Regions from separate parts of the Homo sapiens genome. Here region 2 is linked to region 1. A link is a loop called in an ENCODE intact Hi-C map of the cell type or tissue named here. Cell type or tissue: heart left ventricle. All regions are shown on one strand. Each heading gives the region's core, and the rest is flanking DNA. Links, peaks and the distances in the headings are about the cores only. Region 1 holds the start of PTPRJ (protein tyrosine phosphatase receptor type J). Region 2 overlaps PTPRJ (protein tyrosine phosphatase receptor type J).

Evidence for each region. A loop is a pair of places that touch in the nucleus more often than their neighbours do. Peaks named below come from ENCODE experiments on the same cell type or tissue, not always from the same donor. Only the 100,000 strongest peaks of a DNase experiment are listed, where the experiment ranks them.
Region 2: a loop joins it to region 1, with 3 times the contacts of the local background. A loop is called at or near these places in 13 of 110 quality-filtered maps.

The regions. Positions count from the first base shown.
Region 1 is chr11:47,975,424-47,985,912 of GRCh38, forward strand. PTPRJ (protein tyrosine phosphatase receptor type J) reads left to right here and starts at 5,136. Exons shown (of 25, transcript NM_002843.4): 1 at 5,136-5,585. The coding sequence starts at 5,490. RefSeq lists silencers at 5,047-5,636, 5,737-6,166. In heart left ventricle, for the core only: a CTCF peak has its summit at 5,937; DNase peaks (open chromatin) are centred at 5,108, 5,368, 5,948, 6,468 and 1 weaker place; H3K4me3 peaks cover 2,663 bases; H3K27ac peaks cover 1,051 bases.
Region 2 is chr11:48,076,278-48,086,766 of GRCh38, forward strand. The region is part of intron 1 of PTPRJ (protein tyrosine phosphatase receptor type J); the gene reads left to right. Among named protein-coding and RNA genes, the nearest start is that of MIR3161, 15 kb to the right of the region's middle. In heart left ventricle, for the core only: a CTCF peak has its summit at 4,973 (motif pointing left); DNase peaks (open chromatin) are centred at 3,553, 5,004 and 5,244; H3K4me3 peaks cover 686 bases; H3K27ac peaks cover 1,169 bases.

The DNA of each region.
Region 1 (10,489 bases), core at 1,702-9,701:
TTACAGGCATGAGCCACCGTGCCCTGCCTTCTTTCCTTTTTTTGAGATAGGGTCTCACTCTGTCACCCAGGCTGGACTGCAGTGGTGCAATCTCGGCTCATTGCAACCTCTGCCTCCCGGGCTCAAGTGATCCTCCCACCTTAGCCCCCCAAGTAGCTGAGACCACAGGGATCCACCATTATGCCTGGCTAATTTTTGTATTGTTTTGTAGATGGGGTTTAGCCATATTGCCCAGGCTGGTCTCAAACTCCTGAGCTCAAGTGATCCGCCTGCCTCGGCCTCCTAAAGTGCTGGGATTACAGGCATGAGCCACCATGCCCAGCTGTAAAATTTTTCCTTTTAGAGAACAGGGTCTTGCTGGGTTTGCCAGACTGGAGTGCAGTGGCTATTCATAGGCAATGACCGTGGCATACTATAGCCTGGAACTCCTGGGCTAAGGTGATCCTCCTGCTTCAGCCTCCTGAGTTGCTGGGACTACAGGCACCCAGCAGATAAACAATGTTTTGTAATCATGCCTGACAGTAAGAATTTTCCAACGGCTAGTTAAAAATACAGATTCCCTGGCCAGGTGTGGTGGCTCACGCCTGTTATCCCAGCAGTTTGGGAGGCCGAGGTGGGCACAGATCACTTGAGGTCAGGAGTTCAATACCAGCCTGGACAACATGGAGAAACCCCATCTCTACTAAAAATACAAAAATTAGCCAGGCATGGTGGCGGGCACCTGTAATCCTGGCTACTAGGGCAGCAGAATCACTTGAACCTGGGAGGTAGAGGTTGCAGTGAGCCGAGATCGGGCCACTGTACTCCAGCCTGGGTGACAGAACAAGACTTTGCCTAAAAAAAAAAAAAAAATACAGATTCCCAGGCTTCACCCTCTACAGTCTATGGAAAGGCATGGGAATCTATATTATAACAAGCCATTGAGTTTCTTTTTCTTTTTCTTTTTTTGAGACAGAGTCTTGCTCTGTCACCTAGGCTGGAGTGCAATGGCGTGATCTCAGTTCACTGCAACCTCCGCCTCCTGGGTTCAAGTTATTCTTCTGCCTCAGCCTCCTGAGTAGCTGGGATTATAGGCGTGTGCCGCCACCCCCAACTAATTTTTGTATTTTTTAGTAGAGACAGGGTTTCACCATGTTGGTCAGGCTGGTCTCAGACTCCTGACCTCATGATCTGCCCACCTTGGCCTCCCAAAGTGCTGGGATTATAGGTGTGAGCTGGCACTGGGTGGCTTCTATGAGGAAGTTTTGGAATGCATCCAGGAGCCCTCCACTCCAGGTTCTTGGTTTATTAGCCTTTTGGTCCTCTATTTATCTAGCCCTCTGTTCAGTAAAGCTTTAGGTTTGTTTGAAGGAGACATGATTAGAAGGTCAAATATTGTATATTCTCAAGGCGAATGTGTCCTGAACTTTGCATAGTAGAATTTATTCCTGAAAAGTTGTTTGCAGATGGAATTTGTTTTGTGCGTGAGAGAACAGGCATATACAGAATACCTTAGTTTGCTATTTAATTTAAATCAATATTATCTGAGTGACTGTTATTTGCTGAGGATACAATGATAAACAAGATGCAGACCCCATCTTCAAGGGTCTTAGAGTCCAGCGAGGAAGGTGGTCAAATAAACAGGCAATTACAAAATTGTGGTTAGATAAGGTTAAGCACAGGGAGCTATGGTGGATGGAGGAGGAAGTGCACCCAACTCAGTGTTGGGGCATCTTGGAATTTCTAGGTGAAGTGACATGTGATGGAGAAACCTATAGACTGGAATATAGTCTCAAATCCATTGCAAAGGGAATGATCCTTCCCCAACTTATCTTCGTGGAAAAATAAACTTTCTTTCTTTCTTTTTTTTTTTTTTTTTTATTGAGATGGAGTCTTGCTCTGTTGCCCAGGCTGGAGTGCAGTGGTGCGATCTCGGCTTACTGCAACCTCCGCCTCCCAGGTTCATGCCATTCTCCTGCCTCAGCCTCCCGAGTAGCTGGGACTGCAGGTACCTGCCACTGCGCCTGGCTAATTTTTTCTACTTTTAGTAGACGGGATTTCACTGTGTTAGCTAGGATGGTCTCCATCTCCTGACCTTGTGATCTGCCCACCTCGGCCTCCCAAAGTGCTGGGATTACAGGCGTGAGCCACCGCGCCCAGCCGAAAAATAAACTTTCACATCATGTTACCCCTGGATACATTTTTGTGGCCATGCATCTGCACGAATATTCAATCCCTGCTACAGGCAAGACACTGAGTGGGACGTTGCAGGGCTACCAAGGTGAGGAGGTCCCAACCCCTGTCCTCAAGGAGTTGATGTAACACCTACCCAGGATTAATTTCATTTCTCTCAGAGGTCATTAATCCAGTGTGATCTGTTTATGGCTGAAGAGGTAGTTTATTATTCAGGTCTTCACTCCCTTTCCTGAAAAGGCTGTTTATTTTGTTTCATCACTGTGCAGTGGCGAAATCCAGTTCCAACCAATACTTAAGCTGGGCATACATTTTACCCAGGAGAAAACTGAAGGGCGTGCAGGAGTTCACAGAGCTGTTTGCTGACCCAAGCCATGAATCTGTGGAGACCTGGGTCGGTCTTCAGGGTTAGTAGGGTCTGTAGGGTCTGTGAGGATCCGAGGCAGCCTGCAGACCTACTATCATCTTCTTTTTCTTTTTTATAATTGGCAATCATCCTTGGCTACCCAGTAGCATCTTTTTTTTTTTTTTTTGAGATAGAGTTTCACTCTTGTTGCCCAGGCTGGAGTGCCATGGCGCGATCTCTGCTCACTGCAACCTCTGCCTCCTGGGTTCAAACGATTCCCCTGCCTCAGCCTCCCGAGTAGCTGGGATTACAGGCATGCGCCACTACACCCAGCTCATTTTGTATTTTTAGTAGAGACAGGGTTTTTCCATGTTGGTCAGGTGGTCTTGAACTCCCGACCTCAGGTGATCCGCCCACCTTAGCCTCCCAAAGTGCTGGGATTATAGGCGTGAGCCACTGTGCCCAGCCCCCTGGTAGCATCTTAAATCAAGCTTTCCTTCCCTCTGGGTATCATGGACATGAACACCTTTTATGTCTCTGCCTCAAGAGGGGAGGAGGCACAGAGGAACAAAAATCCTTGTGAATTATGATAATTACATAGTGTTTAAATGAAGGGTGGCAAGGTGTGTAAGTCCATAGGTAAGGTTTCTTTTTTCTTTTTCTTTTCTTTTTTTTGAGATGGAGTCTCACTCTGTCACCCAGGCTGGAGTGCAGTGGTGCAATCTTGGCTCACTGCAACCTCCGTCTCCCGGGTTCAAGCGATTCTCCTGCCCTCAGCCTCTGGAGTAGCTGAGATTACAGGCACGCCATCACGCCCAGCTAACTTTTGTATTTTTAGTAGAGATGGGTTTTCACCATGTTGGCCAAGCTGGTCTCGCACTCCTGACCTCAAGTGATCTGCCTGCCCCGGCCTCCTGAAGTGCTGGGGTTACAGGTGTGGTGTGAGCCACCACGCCCAGCCTCTTCTTTTTTTTTTTTTTTTTTTTGAGACAGGTTTTCACGTTATTCCCCAGGTTGGAGTGCAGTGTTGCCATCTTGGTTTACTGCAGCCTAGGTTCAAGCCATCCTTGTATCGGCCTCCCAGGTAGCTTAGTCTACAGCTGTGTGCCACCACACCCGGCTAATTTTTGTAGAAACTGGGTTTCACCCCGTTGCCCAGGCTGGTTTCGAACTCTTGAGCTTAAGTGATCTAGTCACCTTGGCCTCCGGAAGTGCTGGGATTACAGGCGTGAGCCATCGTGCGGCCTGGCAAAGTTTCTTTATCCTCAGTGCTTGTCTGGGTGTGTTGTCTGGTGGGAACCACTTAGACCCTGTAAGTGAATGTGTATTCCCATCTTGTAGATGGTAACCTGAGGCCCAACGGGTGTCTGGAGGTAGTGTTGGACACCTCGTGGTCTGCATCTTGCTGCACACAGAATCCAGCCTAGACTCATTATCCTGGCCTTTGAAGTCTCCCCCAGTATGAATCCCCCAGCCTCCCATTCCTGTTTCTCCGAAGGCCAAGCTCGAAGCATCTGCTGCCTCGTTTCTGCCAAGTTGGCCCCACCTCCTGAGACACTTCTCCCCTCTACTGGCCTGGTGAAACTCAACACATCCTTCAAAGCCCAGCTCAGGTGTCACCTCTCTCCTGGTTGGAATTAACCTCTTCCTCCTTAGCACTCTCTGGTTTGGCCCTTTCTCTTGCGGCTTCTCCTGGGCAAGTGGCATAGCCTCCCTGATCCTAGTGTCTTCCTCTGTGCATGGGCACAGGAGTAATATCTGCTGTGATCTTTAACTCCTGTCAGTTCATTGACCTCTTTAACAACGTGATGAAAGCTTCCAGAAGAGCTAATGTATGTGGAGTCCCACGATGTGTCAGGCTAGGTGTTTAGGACTTTACTAACTACTGTCTCGTTTAATCGCGAATGCAGTGGACCTCTCTCTCCACACGTCCTAGTACGATCTTTATTTCACACGGGAGGAGAGGAGGGTGGGTGGGGTCGGCCAGAGAGGAGAAATGCGTCTCCAGAGTTCACAGGGCTGGTACTACCAGCAGAGCCCCGTCCACCATATGCCACAGCTGGGGTTCTAATCCCTGGACTGGCTTGTACTGGGCTCTCTGCCTCCCTGGCCGGCGCTCGGGGGCTGGGGGACAGAACACAATGTACAGCGTGCCTTCTACAATTTCGGGGTTCACGCACCCCCAAGCCCACCCAGGGCCAGGTCAAACGCGCCTTCGCCGGGTTGCTGTCTACAATCAGGCTTGGCTGCGCTCTCAGTAGGGGTCTCGGTCAACCTCTGCCCACCCGAACCCGGCGCCGTGGACCTGGTGTGAGGCTGGGGAGCCCGTCCTGAGGGGTGCCGGCTCGAGGCGCTAGAGCCACGGAGCCTGGTCCCGGGCTCCAAGTCCCAGGAATGTGGGAGGGCTGGGCGGAGGGGCGGGCGAGGCGGGAGCGCTTCCTCTGCCCGCGGGAGGGGATCCGCGGCCGGCTCGGAGGGGGCGGGGGCAGCGGCGGGCGGCGGCGAGGGGCTGCGGAGCTCCGCAGCCGCCGGGCCGGCCGGGGCGGGAGGAAGCGATGAATATTCAGAGGGGGAGGGGAAGGGAGGGGGCCGAGCGCTCGCCGCGGCTCCCTGCAGCAGCCCCAGCCGCATGACGCGCGGAGGAGGCAGCGGGAGCAGCCGCGGGAGCCGGGACCGGGTAGCCGCGCGCTGGGGGTGGGCGCCGCTCGCTCCGCCCCGCGAAGCCCCTGCGCGCTCAGGGACGCGGCCCCCCCGCGGCAGCCGCGCTAGGCTCCGGCGTGTGGCCGCGGCCGCCGCCGCCGCTGCCATGTCTCCGGGGAAGCCCGGGGCGGGCGGAGCGGGGACGAGGCGGACCGGCTGGCGGAGGAGGAGGCGAAGGAGACGGCAGGAGGCGGCGACGACGGTGCCCGGGCTCGGGCGCACGGCGGGGCCCGATTCGCGCGTCCGGGGCACGTTCCAGGGCGCGCGGGGCATGAAGCCGGCGGCGCGGGAGGCGCGGCTGCCTCCGCGCTCGCCCGGGCTGCGCTGGGCGCTGCCGCTGCTGCTGCTGCTGCTGCGCCTGGGCCAGGTAAGCGCCGGGTGGGCTCGGGCGGGGGGCAGGAGGCTGGGGCGGGACTGGCATTGACTGCACCTGCCCGAGCGTACCCCCCCGGGGGGTTCCGGGGAAGGGGGCGGGGGTCCGGATCCCCGGATCCCCGGAAGGCGACTTGCGGGGACCCCGGCCGGCCTCGCACGCCGGCGATCGATCCCTTTTCCGGCTGCCCAGGATCGGGGGAGAGAGGCGGGATCCGGGTGCCGCGGTGCCCGAGCCTCCCGGGGAAAGCCTCCGCGCGGGCTCCAGGCCGTCCCTGGCCCGGCTCTTCCCGGCGCTGGGCACATCTGGCGGGCACGGGCCCGGCTTCCTAGCCGGAGGCGGCCGGAGGGGGCGTGTTTGCGGAGGTCTGGGGACGCAGAGCCGGGCGGCCTGGCTGAGCCTTTGCCGACAGACCTCCGACCCGGCCTGCAGGGGCCCGAGGGGCGGCGGGGGCGACAGGGCAGGGCCAGGCGCTGGGCAGTGGGGCCCTGGGCGAGGCGCGGGACTCCGGGCCGAGGGCCCTGTTCCTGGGGAAAGTTCCCAGGCCGGGGAAAAGGTGGCCGCACGCTGGCTTTTCTCAAGGCAGCCGGCCCTCTTGGCGTCGTGCTTGATTTCATGGGTGTTTAATTCGTGCTTTGTGGGCGCTGGCTCCCCCTCCCCACCCCACCCTCACCCTCTTTTCTGGCTTCACTTTTCAGATAATGCTGTCCCTGGCGTTTTGGTGACCGACCTTTCCCCTTCCTGGCATTTCCATAGGGGCTGAGGCAGAGCAGCTGAAGGGGCATTCCCATTTCACAGATGGGGAACTGAGGGAGAGAAGTGAAATAGCGGAGCACCCAGCCCGTGCCATGGGAGCTGAGCCAGCGGGCACGTCCTCTTAGCCTCTGGAGCCTGTTGGGGTTTGAACCCGCAGGGGAAGCGGTCTAGGGCTGCCTTGCTGTGCGTTTCTGCAAATGACCATCTTGCTTGTTTTATACAGACACCATCTCTGAGGAAATGAGTTATTGGCTGGGGATGGAACCTGGTTTCAGGGAAAACTTCTCCAGCGCGAATACAGGAGAGAGCAGAAGCATCACCCTGGGGCAGCAATGCCGCCTAGCAGGCTGTAGGAGAAGGGGGCTGGGGCCTGGGGGCTGCGTGACCCTCGGCACCCAAGGGTCTCTCCTCGCAGTTTCCCCAGCAGGTTCTGCACAGGCTCTCCTGGGGGCCAGAAGGCAATGTGACCTCCTGCAGAGAACCTGGGAGTAGATGTCAGGAGACTGGCTCCAGGGCCGGGCCACAGGGCTGGACTTGCTCTTCAGGCTTCTCTACCCTCAGTTAACCGCATCTGTAGAATGAGTATAGCACCCTCTGCCCAATGGAATTGTTTGAGGGGCTTCCACTGGCCAATGTCTAAAAGAACTTTGTAAATATTAAGGGTTTCCACATGGGATTCTCATTATTAAGGTACAGTGCCTGTGGGGGCTGTCTTCTCCCTGTCCATGTAAGGAAATTCAGGGAAGCAGTGTCTGAAGTTAAAAAAGCCTTGTATTTGAAGATTTCTTGTATCAAAAGTTTATGCTAAAACAAAAACCACAAAAAACAGAAAACCCCCAAACTTAAAGCTTCATTTATTTTTAAATGTATAATATATGTAATTTTTTTTTTGCTTCAGCAAAAAAATTTTAAATTATATATATATAAAATTTATTTATTTTTGCTCCAGCCATAGTGGTTGCTAGCTGTGTTCTCAATCAGCAAAAAGTTTCTTGGGTAAATTTATTGCTTGCTCAATCCTTCCTTGTATTTCATTAGCATATTGCCACTCTACACTTGTCCTGTATTTAGATATTTCCTTCCTCTATGGTTTGTTCTGTAGAACCTCAAAAGGACTCTCTTATTTCTTTTTTTTTTGGACACATTATGAAATAGGAAGTCTAAAAGGCTCCCAGAAGAAGCATCTTCAAAATCCACATTCAGCAGTTCATTTTGATAATGGATATTTCAGGGAATCAGTGCATTTTTGAGCTGGACCAGACTTTCAAGACAGCTGAAACCCCTCAGAGCTCTTAGATGAGGATATTGATGTCCAGAGAAGACAGGGAGCAGGCTGAGGTCACCCAGCAAGGTATTAGAGAAGACAAGATGGGAACCTGGGTCACCGGCCTGGGCCTCATATTTTCAAAGTGCTATTTTTTTTTTTCCCGTGTTTTCACTTTGATCTTACTTTTAATGATAGGGACGTATCACTGTGTCTTCTCAAAATGGTGGGTGTGAATGGAATTTTTCAAAGTTGAATCAATTTGAGATATTTCTGAAGTTTGTTTAGGAAACAAGTATGTGACTACCTTCCTAAGAGCTGACTGGTTTTTTGAGGCCTGGATTGTGTGTGTATGTGCTTATGTGTGTGTTATAAAATGGAATCAACTATACCAGGTTAAACAAATGGACAAGTCATGGAAAAGACACAGCTCTGTTTGGACATTAATAAGGGCGGGTGTGGAAGCTGGAAAGCTGAGATGCCGGAAGGCTCAGTGCTTAGTAGGCCCGGAAAAGCAATTTTTGAACTGGCATCTCATTCCCCTTTTCTAAGACAGGAAGGACGGTCAGAGATGATTCCAACATGAGGACTTTGCTAGTTGCAGTGTCTGACTCCTCCCATTCTCATAGCAGTTTTGCACAGTAGTTTTGGTTTGTGTGTATGTTTTAGGCAATGTGACAAAGCAGTTTTCCTCCTGCCTCCTTGAGAAATTTAATCCTGACAGGTTCTTTAAGAAATCAGCTTGATGTGGGCTGATTTTAAAAGAATAAATGAAAAAAAAAAGCTGGTGACTGATAGCTGTTTTATTGGTCTTGTAGTGTTTTGGTTTTGTTTTATCTTCACTTTCTTGTTTCCTGGTGAATAATAACTGGGTTTATTATCTCTCATGGCTAATCCTTAAGCCTGATTCCTTACCTGTTCCATCCAGAGTACAAAGTATATTTTGACTCCTCTTTAAACTGCTTGTTAGATTCTCATATGAGTGACTTTAAATATTTTTGTTTTGCTTCAGGACAACGGGAAAACCAAACGATTATGTTTTGTTTGCAGACAGTTTACGAAAACAGCAAATTGGTTTATGGTTAGACCGTGACTTTGAGCTGACTTCAAGTTGGGCCCCACGATAAAGATAACCATGGAATACCCAAGCTTTCCTAAGCAGAGAGGATCCTGGCTTCCAAATGAGCAATTTTGGTCAGCAAAGGGGTTATTTAGCTCCTAAAAGTAATTTTTGCTTGAGGTTGGGGCTGAGGCAGAGTGGCTGAACAACCGTAGGCCTGGGTGTAGCCAGAGGATCATCAGTAATTACTTCTCAGTTCATTCACTTCTTGGGCTAGGGAATTATTTTGAGTGCAGGATAAGAGGCAATTTTCTGTGTGTTTCCCTTCTAATATAATGCCACTGATGATATTATAATTAATAGGTAACATTATGCATGACAGGCACTGTGTGCTAAGGGTTTTAATGCATTATTTCATTTGGCCATTTCAGAAATACCAAGAGGTAGGTGCTGTTCTTGTTTATTTGTTTGTTTTTTTTTTTGATAGGGAGTCCCACTCTGTCACCCAGGCTGGAGTGCAATGGTGCAATCTTGGCTCACCGCAACCTCCACCTCCTGGGTTCAAGTGATTCTCTTACCTCAGCCTCCCGAGTAGCTGGGATTACAGGCGTATGCCGCCATACCTGGCTACTTTTTGTATTTTTAGTAGAGATGGGGTTTCACCATGTTGGCCAGGCTGGTCTTGAACTCCTGACCGTAGGTGATCTGCCTGCCTTGGCCTCACAAAGTGCAGGGATTATAGGCGTGAGCCACTGTGCCCGGCCTTTTTTTTTTTTTGAGATGAAGTCTAGCTCTGTTGCCAGGCTGGAGTACGGTGGTGTGATCTTGGTTCACTGCAACCTCCGCCTCCTGGGTTCCAGGGATTCTCCTGCCTCAGCCTCCCAAGTACCTGGGATTACAGGCACGTGCCGCCATGCCCAGTTAATTTTTGGATTTTTATTAGAGACAGGGTTTCAGCATGTTGGCCAGGATGGTCTTGATCTCCTGACCTCATGATCTGCCCACCTCGGCCTCCCAAAGTGTTGGGATTACAGGCGTGAGCCACCGTGCCCGGCCTGTTTTTGTTTTTAAGAGACAGGGTCTTGCTTTGTCACCCAGGCTGGAGTGCAGTGGTACAAACGTAATTCACTGCAATCTCAACCTCCTGGGCTCAAGGGCTCCTCTCGTTTTAGCCTCTCAAGTATCTGGGACTAAAGGCGTGTGCTACCATTCCTGGCTAATTTTTTTTTTTAATAGAGATGGTGTCTCGCTATGTTGCCCAGTCTGGTCTTGAACCTCTGGGCTCAAGTGATCTGCCCACCTTGGCTCCCCAAAGTGTTGGGATTACAGGCATGAACCACTGCACCCAGCCATGTTTTTATTTTATCTGAGAGAAAACTGAGGTTCAGAACTTAACTGTATACTTCTGGAATCTTCACAGAGAAATAAAAAAAAAGAAAAATAATTTACTATAGATTCATTAACTACTACGTGGCGGAGCCAGGGCTGATGTCTCCACTGCCCCAATTTACCATCCTGTGCTGTAAAAAGTCATGGAGAAGGTTTTCTGTGTGCAGCTAAGAGAGGAGGTGGCAGACATTTATTTATTTATTTATTTATTTATTTATTTATTTATTTATTTATTGAGACGAAGTCTCACTCTGTTGCCTGGGCTGGAGTGCTGTGGCACGATCTCGGCTCACTGCAACCTCCATCTCCCGGGTTCAAGCGATTCTCCTGCCTCAGCCTGCTGAGTAGCTGGGATTACAGACGTGCGCTACCATGCGCAGCTAATTTTTGTATTTTTAGTAGAGATGAGGTTTCGCCATGTTGACCAGG
Region 2 (10,489 bases), core at 868-8,867, 100 kb after region 1:
TCTGTTTCTCTAATGGTGTTTTGCACATTCATTGTTGTATTAGAGTTTGTTTTTTTGTCTTACCTTGTTTTAATAAATTATAATCTTATGGGAGATGACACTGTCTTTTCTTTGTTTCATATATAAAAAGTGTTTTGCTGATATACGTAGAATCAAGTTGGTCTGGAGTTACTCTGGATAAGGGATGAAATCAGGGAGCTCTTGTGTTCAAAGGGGCCTTCTTCCCTTTTTTGGTTCTTTCTCCTCATTTTTTAGCTTCCATTTTTACTTCCTTTAGTATTGAGAAAGTACCAGGCTCACTTCAAAGAGTTGACTTCAAAGCTCCCACCAGCTCAGACATACTTGCCACTGAAGCCTGTAGGAATTGGCATCAATGGAAGACCCTGTGGCGGTTGCATTTAAGATTTTTTTTGGGACTTCTATTTTTATAATTCTTTTAAATGGTAAAGGGGGAGGGTTACAAAATATCTGCGCCTTTAAGATATCAAACATAAGCCAGTGAAGTTCCAAAAAAAAAAAAAAAGATGTCTTAGAGAAATGAAAAGGATTTTACAATTGGTAGAAAAGAACAACTCTTTTTTCTTTTTCTTTTTCTTTTTTTGTTTTTGAGATGGAGTTTCGCTCTTGTTGTACAGGCTGGAGTGCAATGGCGCCATCTCAGCTCACTGCAACCTCCACCTCCCCAGTTCAAGTGATTCTCCTGCCTCAGCCTCCCGAGTAGCTGGGATTACAGGCACGGGCCACTATGCCCGGCTAATTTTGTATTTTAGTAGAGACGGGGTTTCTCCATGTTGGTCAGGCTGGTCTTGAACTCCCGACCTCAGGTGATCCACCTGGCTTGGCCTCCCAAAGTGGTAGGATTATAGGCATGAACCACTGTGCCTGGCCAAGTCTTTTTTCTTTAAAAAAAAAAAGGTTACTTTTACTGTTTTGTCCTAGTTACAAGATCTTAGGACAGAAATAAAGCCTTAACTTGTATGTAACATTTTCCAAGATGGCTAAGTGGAGTTGCAGGTTACATAGCAGAAAACAGAGGCTTGGGCCTGTTGAGACCTCACACCCAGTTCTTCTTGGAGCTGTGGGTGTGGGCTGAAAGAGAAGACAGGGAGATTAAAGACCAGTGATTTCCCTCCATGGACCCTTTGATGCTCTTGTTTGTTGACTTTTTGAGGCTTGGAGTGACCGACTCTTCCAGGAATGAGAAATGGAATCCCTCCCAGTTTTGATGGTCGTCCCAGGACATATTTCCTGAAGGCCTACTCTGTGTCTCAGCACCATTCCAGGACTCCCCCCGACAGCCTTACGGAGCGTGCTACAGTCTTCCTGATCCAATATCCTGCCACCTGCCCACTCATTCACCCTCGGCCCTACCCCATGCCTTTGCACGAATCTTTCCAGCCTGAGCAGCCTGAGATGGGTCTTTTTCCCTGCTCCGAAATCCTGACCTCATAATGGCTCATGAATCCCTATTCAACCTTCAAGACCTGGTTCAAGGGTTAAATCCTTTAAGGAGACTTCTCCTGATTTTTCCCCAGCTGGTTGCTTTGTTCTCCAGCGATTTGTAACCTTGTGAACAAATATTCTACTCATTTTATTCTACTGGAATGATCTATTTACACTTATCTCCCTGCAAATTGTATCCTGCCCTTCAATGGCTAAGTGAATGGCATAAACAGATGCTATAGGAATTGAGACTAAGTTGGAGCTGGGTGATCAGGGAAGGTTTTAAGGAAGAGATCTGGGACAAATAGCTAAAGATGGATTCAGTGTTTTTTTTTTCTTTTTCTTTTTTTTTTTTTGAGGCGGAGTCTTGCTCTGTTTCCCAGGCTGGAGTGCAATGGTGCGATCTTGGCTCACTGCAACCTCTGCCGCCCAGATTCAAGCAATTTTCCTGCCTCAGCCTCCCAGGTAGCTGGGATGACAGGAGCCCACCACCACGCTTGGCTAATTTTGTGTTTTTAGTAGAGACAGGTTTTCACCATGTTGGCCAGGCTGGTCTTGAACTCCTGACCTCAGGTGATCCACCCACCATGGCCTCCCAAAGGGCTGAGATTACAGGCATGAGCCACCGTGCCCGGCCTGATGGATTCAGTTTATGTGCAAAATTTAAGAGGATGGGTTTCGGCAGTTCAGGTTGTTAGGAGACAAGGGTGGAAAGGTGTCCTGGAGCCCTACAGAGATGGGCTTCAAGTGCCAGCCAAGGTGTTTGACCATTTTTAGAAGAGGAATGAGATGATTAAAGTGGAACTTTTAGGAAGAGTAGGAGTGAGCGGGATGGATTTAAAAGGCGGAGTGAGAGGCATCAGGAAGGCTGGGTAGGAGAGCATTGCTACAGTCTAGGAGGGAGGTGGCAGGGGTGTAGACCAGGGATCACAAAGCAATGGCTTGCCATCTGCTTCTGTATACCCAGAGAGCTAAGAATGGTTTGTACCTTATTAAATGGTTGAAAAAATCAAAAGAATATATGCTGTGATATGTGGAAATTCTGTGAAATTCAAATGTCAGTGTCTGTAAATAGTTTTTTTTTTTTTTTTTTTTTTTTGTGGAACACAGCCATACTTTTCATTTATGCATTGTTTGTGGTTGCTTTCACACAATCATGCCAGCCCTGAGTAGTTGCTGCAGAGACCATATGGCCTGCAAAGACTAAAATATGTACTTATGTACTATCTGGCTCTTTCCAGAAAAAATCAGCAGACCCCAGGTGTAGACCAACCAGGGTGAATGAGTGTATGACTGGAAATGCAAAGACGGGCAGGATCAAGGGACAGTTTAGAGCAGGGGTGTCCAATCTTTTGGTTTCCCTGGGCCACACTGGAAGAAGAATTGTCTTGGGCCCCACATAAAATACACCAACACTAACAATAGCTGATGAGCTAAAAAAAAAAAAATCACAAAAAATCTCAAAATGTTTTAAGAAAGTTTATGAATTTGTGTTGGTCTGCATTCAAAGCCATGGTGGGCTGCATGCGGGCCATGGGTTGGCCAAGCTTGGTTTAGAGGCGGATGCAGTACGGGAGAGTTTTCCCTTCTCTTCTGATGTAACTCCATGTCTTGGTGGCGGTGTTCTAGATGTAGGCATCTTTAGGCAGGGGAGTGTGCGTGGAAGGGTGAAAGGGTTGTGCCTTCATGACGCTCGTGTGTGTGTGTGTGTTTGTGTGTGTGAGTGATGCTGAGCTAGTCTTAGAGTAAATGCAGACACTGGATGGTAGCGAGTTCAGTGCAGTTTTTATGGAGGGACAGCTTGCTGCCTGCTGATGAAGCTGGACAAGACTGGGTAGTGAAGTCAAAGGCCCACACCTAACTCTGAGGCTCTTGGGGGCAACTGTGTTGTGCAGAGAAGGTAGGAGGGCAGAGGAAGAGGAGGAGCGGCCCCTGGGAGAATGCCTTCTACCCAGCTGCAGCTTCTCAAGGGTGTGTTTGCGTCTGACCTAAGGTGTTGGAGCTCTTTGTTTCTGGCTGTGTTCAGGCTTTCCCCCGCTTGCCTTTAGGGGAAGCTGATGACTGCTTTAGCGTAAAGAGAGGGCCAGGAGGTCAACTTCCCTACAGTCCCGTGCCTGCTTCTGGGTTGGGGCTGGGGAGAGTGCTGCCCACTGAACTCTCTAAATGTTAAAAGATACAAAGAGGAAGCACAGAGTGAAAAGGGAGACCCCAGAGGACAGCAGAACATCCCGAAGCATATCCCCCATCAGAGAAGAGGCATGATTTTCACCTGGCTTGCAGGTGCAGGATGGGCATCTCAGATGCTGTGAGTCTGAGGGCAGATGCCCATCAGTCCAGGACAGTTCCTGGGGACAAAAGCCTCTTCTCACCTTTAGAGAAATTAAGTCTTATTGGTAGAAAATATTTTAGAGAGGTTCTGGTCTAAGCCTCTCATTTTGCAGATGAGAAACCACCCAAGGCCCAAGATGGATGGATTTATCAAAGCCGGTTGGTACTGGAACTTGGATTTAATTTCAGGTCTTTTATTATTACTATGGAACAAATCTTAACTTTTTCAAGTGCATACCATGTGCCCGGCTATGTGCTGGATGTAGATGCTTTATCTGCAGGTTTAATCTTCACTACAACTATGGGAAGTAGCTATTGTCTCTCTTTTGCAAGTGTGAAGAGTGAGGCTTAGAAAGGCCAACTTGCCTGTGATCGGGTAACTCAAGAGGGAAATTGGATCAGAGTCCATCTGAGACTGACTCCAGAGCCAATGTTCTTAGCCAATAGGGGCACATAAAACTGTTCTGAGTGGCTTCCTAGCTCCTGTTTCCAGTGTCCAATCCATTCTCGGTTTCTGTTCATTCATCAGATGTGCACTGAGTACCTGCAAGAAGTCAGAAGGGTGTTGGGTTGGTGAGGACAGATTGTATACCATCTTGGCTTTGGCCGAGCCAAACAGAATGCCAAAGATCGGCAAAGATAGGGAATGATTGTTCTTGGCCTCAGCTCCACGCTCCCCTCCTCTGTAAAACTGCCCCTGACACCCCGGCAGGATTGAATTCCTCCACCTTTAAGCTCCCAGAGTACCTTAGCTCTGTCTTTAGCACTTCACACTGTGTCATGCCTCCCCTTGGGCCCTAAGGCCAAGAGCATGTGCCATTTATTTTTGTATTCCTACTTCTATAGCCCAGTGCATATTGGGGGCACTCAGGAATTGCTGAGCGAATAAAAGAATGAATGAATACAGACCCAGATTGTCAATGATTCTCAAACCTTATTTTACAAAAGAATCACTTGAAAAGCTGGTTAAAGATCAAAACTCCTGAGCCCTACTCCTGGTGATTGACTCCTAGGTTTGGGGTGGGACCCCAGAATCTGAATTTCCCGGAAGCGCCCAGGTGTTTCTGATGCGGGTGGTCTGCAAACCACACTTGCAGCAACCCTGGCACAGGTGCCCAGCCTTCTGGAATAAAGACAGGAACTAAGCATTAAAAATAGCACGCCATTCATTTGCTTGTGCCGAGCCGCCAAGTGCCCCCTCCTGCCGGCGACAGGTCCGGATGTGGGCCAGTTCTCAGCCCAGGGAAAATGAACAGTGTCTTCTCCGTGGTGCCCAGAACAGTCTGAGTCAGTGGAATGTGCTGGCCAGTCAGGCAGAAGGGAACTTCCACTTCTTTTTTAAAACCTTGGTGGAAACTGTGCTGGCAAGGCAAACAGGGAGGAGAGGAAGCTCCATGTGGGGCTTGGGCTTGGCGGACGACTTGGGGCTGGCCGGACTTTGGGTGGCCGCCGAGGACCATTGCTAAATATGCCCCTTTCGTCCTGAAATAGTCACTTCCCCGGCTGGCTTTTGTGTTGGTCGGTCGCCACAAATGTGTGGCTGTTGTTCAAGGAGGCCTCCTGGGATATAAAAAGAGAGAATGGGGCCAGGCTGCGGCCAGGGCTGTGTAGGAAGACAGGAGAGCTGCCTTTTCTCCTGTCCCACCACGGACTCATTGTAAGATTCAGAGGGAGTGGCTTCTGGGCCCTGGGTTTACTTTTCCATCTGTAAAATGGGTGGGGGGAAGGGGCAGCATCATAAAGCTTCTTTCTTCTCCTGAAAGGGATGTTTTAAGGCCCATGTCAAGATTGAACACAGGGCTCTGTTGTTGGGCTGATGCTACTGATGAAGTCTCAGGAAGCTCGAAGTTTGTAGTTAACTCTTTCAGGGTAGATGTGGTGAATAGTCTCTTGGTATTGTGTTGATGGTGGCCCACTAGAACAGAAGGTCCCAGAGGGCAAGGGCTTGGTCTTTCTTCTTCCTCTCTGTATCCCCACTGTTTAGAACTGGGCTGGGTGCAGAGTAGTCTCCATAAATGTTTATGGGGCCAATATCTCCAAATATTGGCACCTACTAAGCGTCAGTCCCATCTCTCTTTTGTCTTCTTCACAGGTTTAACTTGCTGTTTGAGAAGAGGCGATATGAGGAGCAGGGCATTTTTGGAGGAAGAAACTTTACCTCTGTTTTCAACGTTTCATCCAGTTTCTCTTCTTTTTACTTATTTGGAGACATGGTCTTACTTTGTTGTCCAGGCTGGAGGCTGAAGTGCAGTGGCACAATTATAGCTCACTGCAGCCTCAAAACACCTGGCCTCAAGTGATCCTCCTGCTTTAGCCTCCTGAGTAGCTGGGACCACAGGCTTACACCACCATACCTGGCAAATTTTTTTTTTTTTTTTTTTTGGAGAGGCAGAGTCTTGCTCCGTTGTCCAGGCTGGAGTGCAGTGGTGTAGTCATGGCTCGCTGCAGCCTCTGTCTCCTGGGCTTAAGCCATTCTCCTGCCTCACCCTTTGAGCCTCCTTAATTTTTTATTTATTTATTTTTTTTTTGTAGAGACAGGGTCTCATTATGTTGTCCAGCCTGATATTGCTATTTTTTTTTTTTTAATGGCGATGTAGTAATCTTGCTTTGTTGCCCAGGCTGTTCTGGAACTCCTGGCTTCAGGTGTGTGCCACTGTGCCTGGCCCAGTTGCTCTTTACATGGTGGAATATCAGAGGTTAAAGACTTGGTAAAAATTCATGCGGTGCAATAAACCATGTATTACATAATAGGGGTGACACTTGTTAACTTCTCCCAGGCTCAGTTTCCTCATGTGTAAAATAGGTGAATAGTATCTACCCTCCAGGAGTTGTACAAGGCTCATGTATACATAGTGTATGTGAATGTGCTGTATGGGTGCAAGGGGTTGCAGAAGTGATAATGTGTGTAAACAGATGGTGTGGTTGGCTCATTGGAGGGGTGGAGGCCCTAAGTGAGATGACCTCTGAGGTTTACTCTTCCTAGAGTAGTTGGAAAGCAATTCAGCCTCAGTGGTAAGCTCTCAGCTCTTCTAGGGCAGGTCCCTCTTCCACCACCCTGTGTCTGCAAGCATTTTGGTATTAAGTTGTTTTTCTAAGGCTGGGTGCGGTGGCTCACGCCTGTAATCCCAGCACTTTTGGAGGCCGAGGTGGGTGGATCACCTGAGATCAGGAGTTCGAGACCAGCCTGACCAACATGGTGAAACCATATCTCTACTAAAAATAAAAAATTAGCTGAGCGTGGTGGTGTGCGCCTGTAATCCCAGCCAGCTACTTGGGAGGCTGAGGCTGGAGAATCGCTTGAACCCGGGAGGCGAAGGTTGCAGTGAGCTGACATCATGTCATTGCACTCCAGCCTGGGCAACAAGAGTGAAACTCTGTCTCAAATAAAAAATATTATTTTTCTAAAAAGCTCTTATTTTATTGTGAAACACTTAAATTAGCAAATCTCAGGCTTGCTGAATAAGGCTTCCCAGGCAAACCACATCCCACATGTGCAAATGTCTGGTGACACAGTGCTTCATTTTTTTCCACTAGTACTTACTACTACCTGACATTATAGTGTAAGTTTACTTGTCTATTTGTGTATGGTCTGCCTCTCCTATGAGAATGTGAGCTGCATGAGGTCAGGACATTGTTTTGTTCACTCATGAATTCCCAGCACCCAGGACAGTGTCTGGCATGTAGTGAGTACCCAGTAAATATTTGTGGAATGAATGAATGAATACTTAAGTGGGTGGGAAGTTCTTGGACCTTAGTCTAGACCCATGGTTCTCAAAGAGTGGTCCTGGGACTCTTGGGGATTCCTGAGATCCTTTTAGGGATCTGTGAGGTCTGTGAGGTCAAAGTATTTTTATAATAATAGTAAACTATTTGTCCTTTCACTCTCATTCCCTCATGTATGCAAATCTCAGTGAACTGATATTTTCCAAATAACCAATGCATAAGGCCACAAAGCCATGCAGGGTAAAAAGAGCTATGAACAAAAGTTTTCTAGAGAAGAATTTGGAGGAAAGAGAGTTTATTCTAGTGAACAGATCGCAAACTGGGAGATGCTGCGTTGGTGTAAAATGAAGGTGCATTCCAGAGAGCAAAGAGAGAATCTAGTTTTTTGTTGTTGTTGTTGTTTTGTTTTTTAAATTTTGAGATGGAGTCTTGCTCTGTTTCCCAGGCTGGAGTGCAGTGGAGTGGCGTGATCTTGGCTTATTGCAACCTCTGCCTCCGGGTTCAAGCGATTCTCCTGCTTCAGCATCCCGAGTAGCTGGGACTACAGGCACTTGCCACCACGCCCACACACCCTACTAATTTTTGTATTTTTAGCAGAGACGGGGTTTTACCATGCTGGCCAGGCTTGTCTCGAACTCCTGACCTCAAGTGATCTACCCGCCTCAGCCTCCCAAAGTGCTGGGATTACAGGCATGGCAGAATCTAGGTTTTTATAGCAAAATTTCTGGCCCATGTCCCCAATCAGGTTTGATTATGCAAATGAAGGGGGCGGGTCAAACTTGCTTAGTTCTGATTGGCTGACACAGCTGAGTTCTGATTGGTGATACAGCTGAGCCCTGATTGGTTGATACAGCTGAGCTCTGATTGGCTGAAGCAGACGAGCTCTGACTGCTTGGTTCATGTGAGCTCTGAAAGTCCCAAGTCAAAAGGGTGTGGGGTTTTGTGAAACTTGGAGTACGTAGTGTGACCTCTAGTCAGCAAATGGCCACTTGGCTGTATTTTAAATTTAGGTACACTTTGCTGCTTGGGGTCCATCTTGAGGGGATTGCCTTTTTCAGGTTCATGTTTGTTCACAGAGCCATTCAAAGTGCAGTGGATACATTATAAATTGTACAATTATTTGTAATTAAAAAAAGAACAACAGCAAAAAACCCAAAGTGCAGTGGATGCAAAGACCAATGGATTTTCATGTAACAGAATATGAAAAGTTCACCGACACAGTTTCACATTCCACGATGCAGAGAAGTTTTTAATAACTGCCATCCACATGTTGAGTTTTGGTGTAACAGCAAAGAAAAATATCCACAACTACTGAAAAGGCTGAGAAAATACTCCCTTTCTCAACTGCATGTTTTTGTGTGAGTCCAGAATTTCTTTACATTATTGTAACAGAGTGAACGCAGAAGCAAATATGAGAATCCAGCTGTTTCTTACTAAGCAGACATTAAAGAGATTTGCAAATATCTAAAATAATGCTATCTCTCTCACTTTTTTTTTTTTTTGTATTGGAAACATCATTTTCCATACAATGTCATTTATGTTAACAGGTGACAGATTTATTTATTTTTATTTTTTATTTTTTTGAAACGGAGTTTCACTGTGTCACCCAGCCACCCAGGCTGGAGTGCAATGGTACAATCTTGGCTCACTGCAACCTCCGCCTCCCGGGTTCAAAGGATTCTCCTGCCTCAGCCTCCTGAGTAGCTGGGATTACAGGCACCCGCCACCACACTTGGCTAATTTTTGTATTTTTAGTAGAGACGGGGTTTCACCATGTTGGCCAGGCTGGTCTCGAACTCCTGACCTCAGGTGATCCACCCGTCTCAGCCTCCCAAAGTGCTGGGATTGCGGGCTGGGATTGCGGGCATGAGCCACCATGCCCAACAACAGATTTATTATAAGCAAAAGCTCTTTGGGGTCCTCAATAATTTTAAGAGCATAAAGGAGACCAAAAAGTTTAAGATGTGCTGGTCAAGACAGAGCCCTGTGGACTATGGAAGGGATTGAAGCCATTCTGTGGATCCTATAGGCTTCTTTTCTAAGCGAATGATTAGTGTTTATTCAGTAGCCCTATGTCAGGTGGTTTCTGTATGAATGAGAGGTTTGCCTTTCCAGCTGCGGCGGGGCTTTGGGCAAGTTGCTGTCTCTGTGCTCCTTCGTTTGCTCATGTGTTAAAAACTGGCCCAGGGGTCTGGGGGTGGGGTGGTAAGAAAATGGGTTGAGTCTCCTTCATCTCTAACATTTTCATGTTTAATTCTTGGAACCTCCACTTGTTAGCTCTGTTCACTCCTCTGAAAGAGATTGGTGAGAATTGAAACAGTGAAAGAAGATTTTAGAGAAAAGGTGACATGTAAAGCTGAACAAGGGTTGCCTGTGAGGCAGGCAAAAAGGACATTTATTATATTTAAAAAAAATTTTTTTTTTGAGACGGAGTCTCTGTCGCCCAGGCTGGAGTGCAGTGGCATGATCTCGGCTCATTGCAACCTCTGCCTCCCGGTTCAGCGATTCTCCTGCCTCAGCTTCCCGAGTAGCTGGGATTATAGGCACACACCACCATGCCTGGTTGATTTTTGTAGTTTTAGTAGAGACGGGGTTTCACCATGTTGACCAGGCTGGTCTGGAACTCCTGGCCTCAGGTGATCCACTCGCTTCGGCCTCCCAAAGTGTTGGGATTACAGGCGTGAGCCACCGTGCCCAGCCCAGAAAGGACATTTATATGTGGGGACCACTGCATCTTGCAGATGGGTAAACTGAGGTAGCGACAGGTGAAGGCTCAGTTACATTCATCCTGGGTCCCAGACTGTCTCCAACCTGTAGCCTGAAGCTTTGTTTCCTTCCTCCCTAGCCCAGGATGACAGCAGTGACCTTCCATGGGATCTTTTCCTGGGATTTATTGAGCCACTGAGGTCATTGGCCTCAGGCCACCTGCGTCTCTCGACTGACCAGTTATTCTTCAAGGAAGACACTGTGTGTGTGTGTGTTTTAGTTGCTCTTC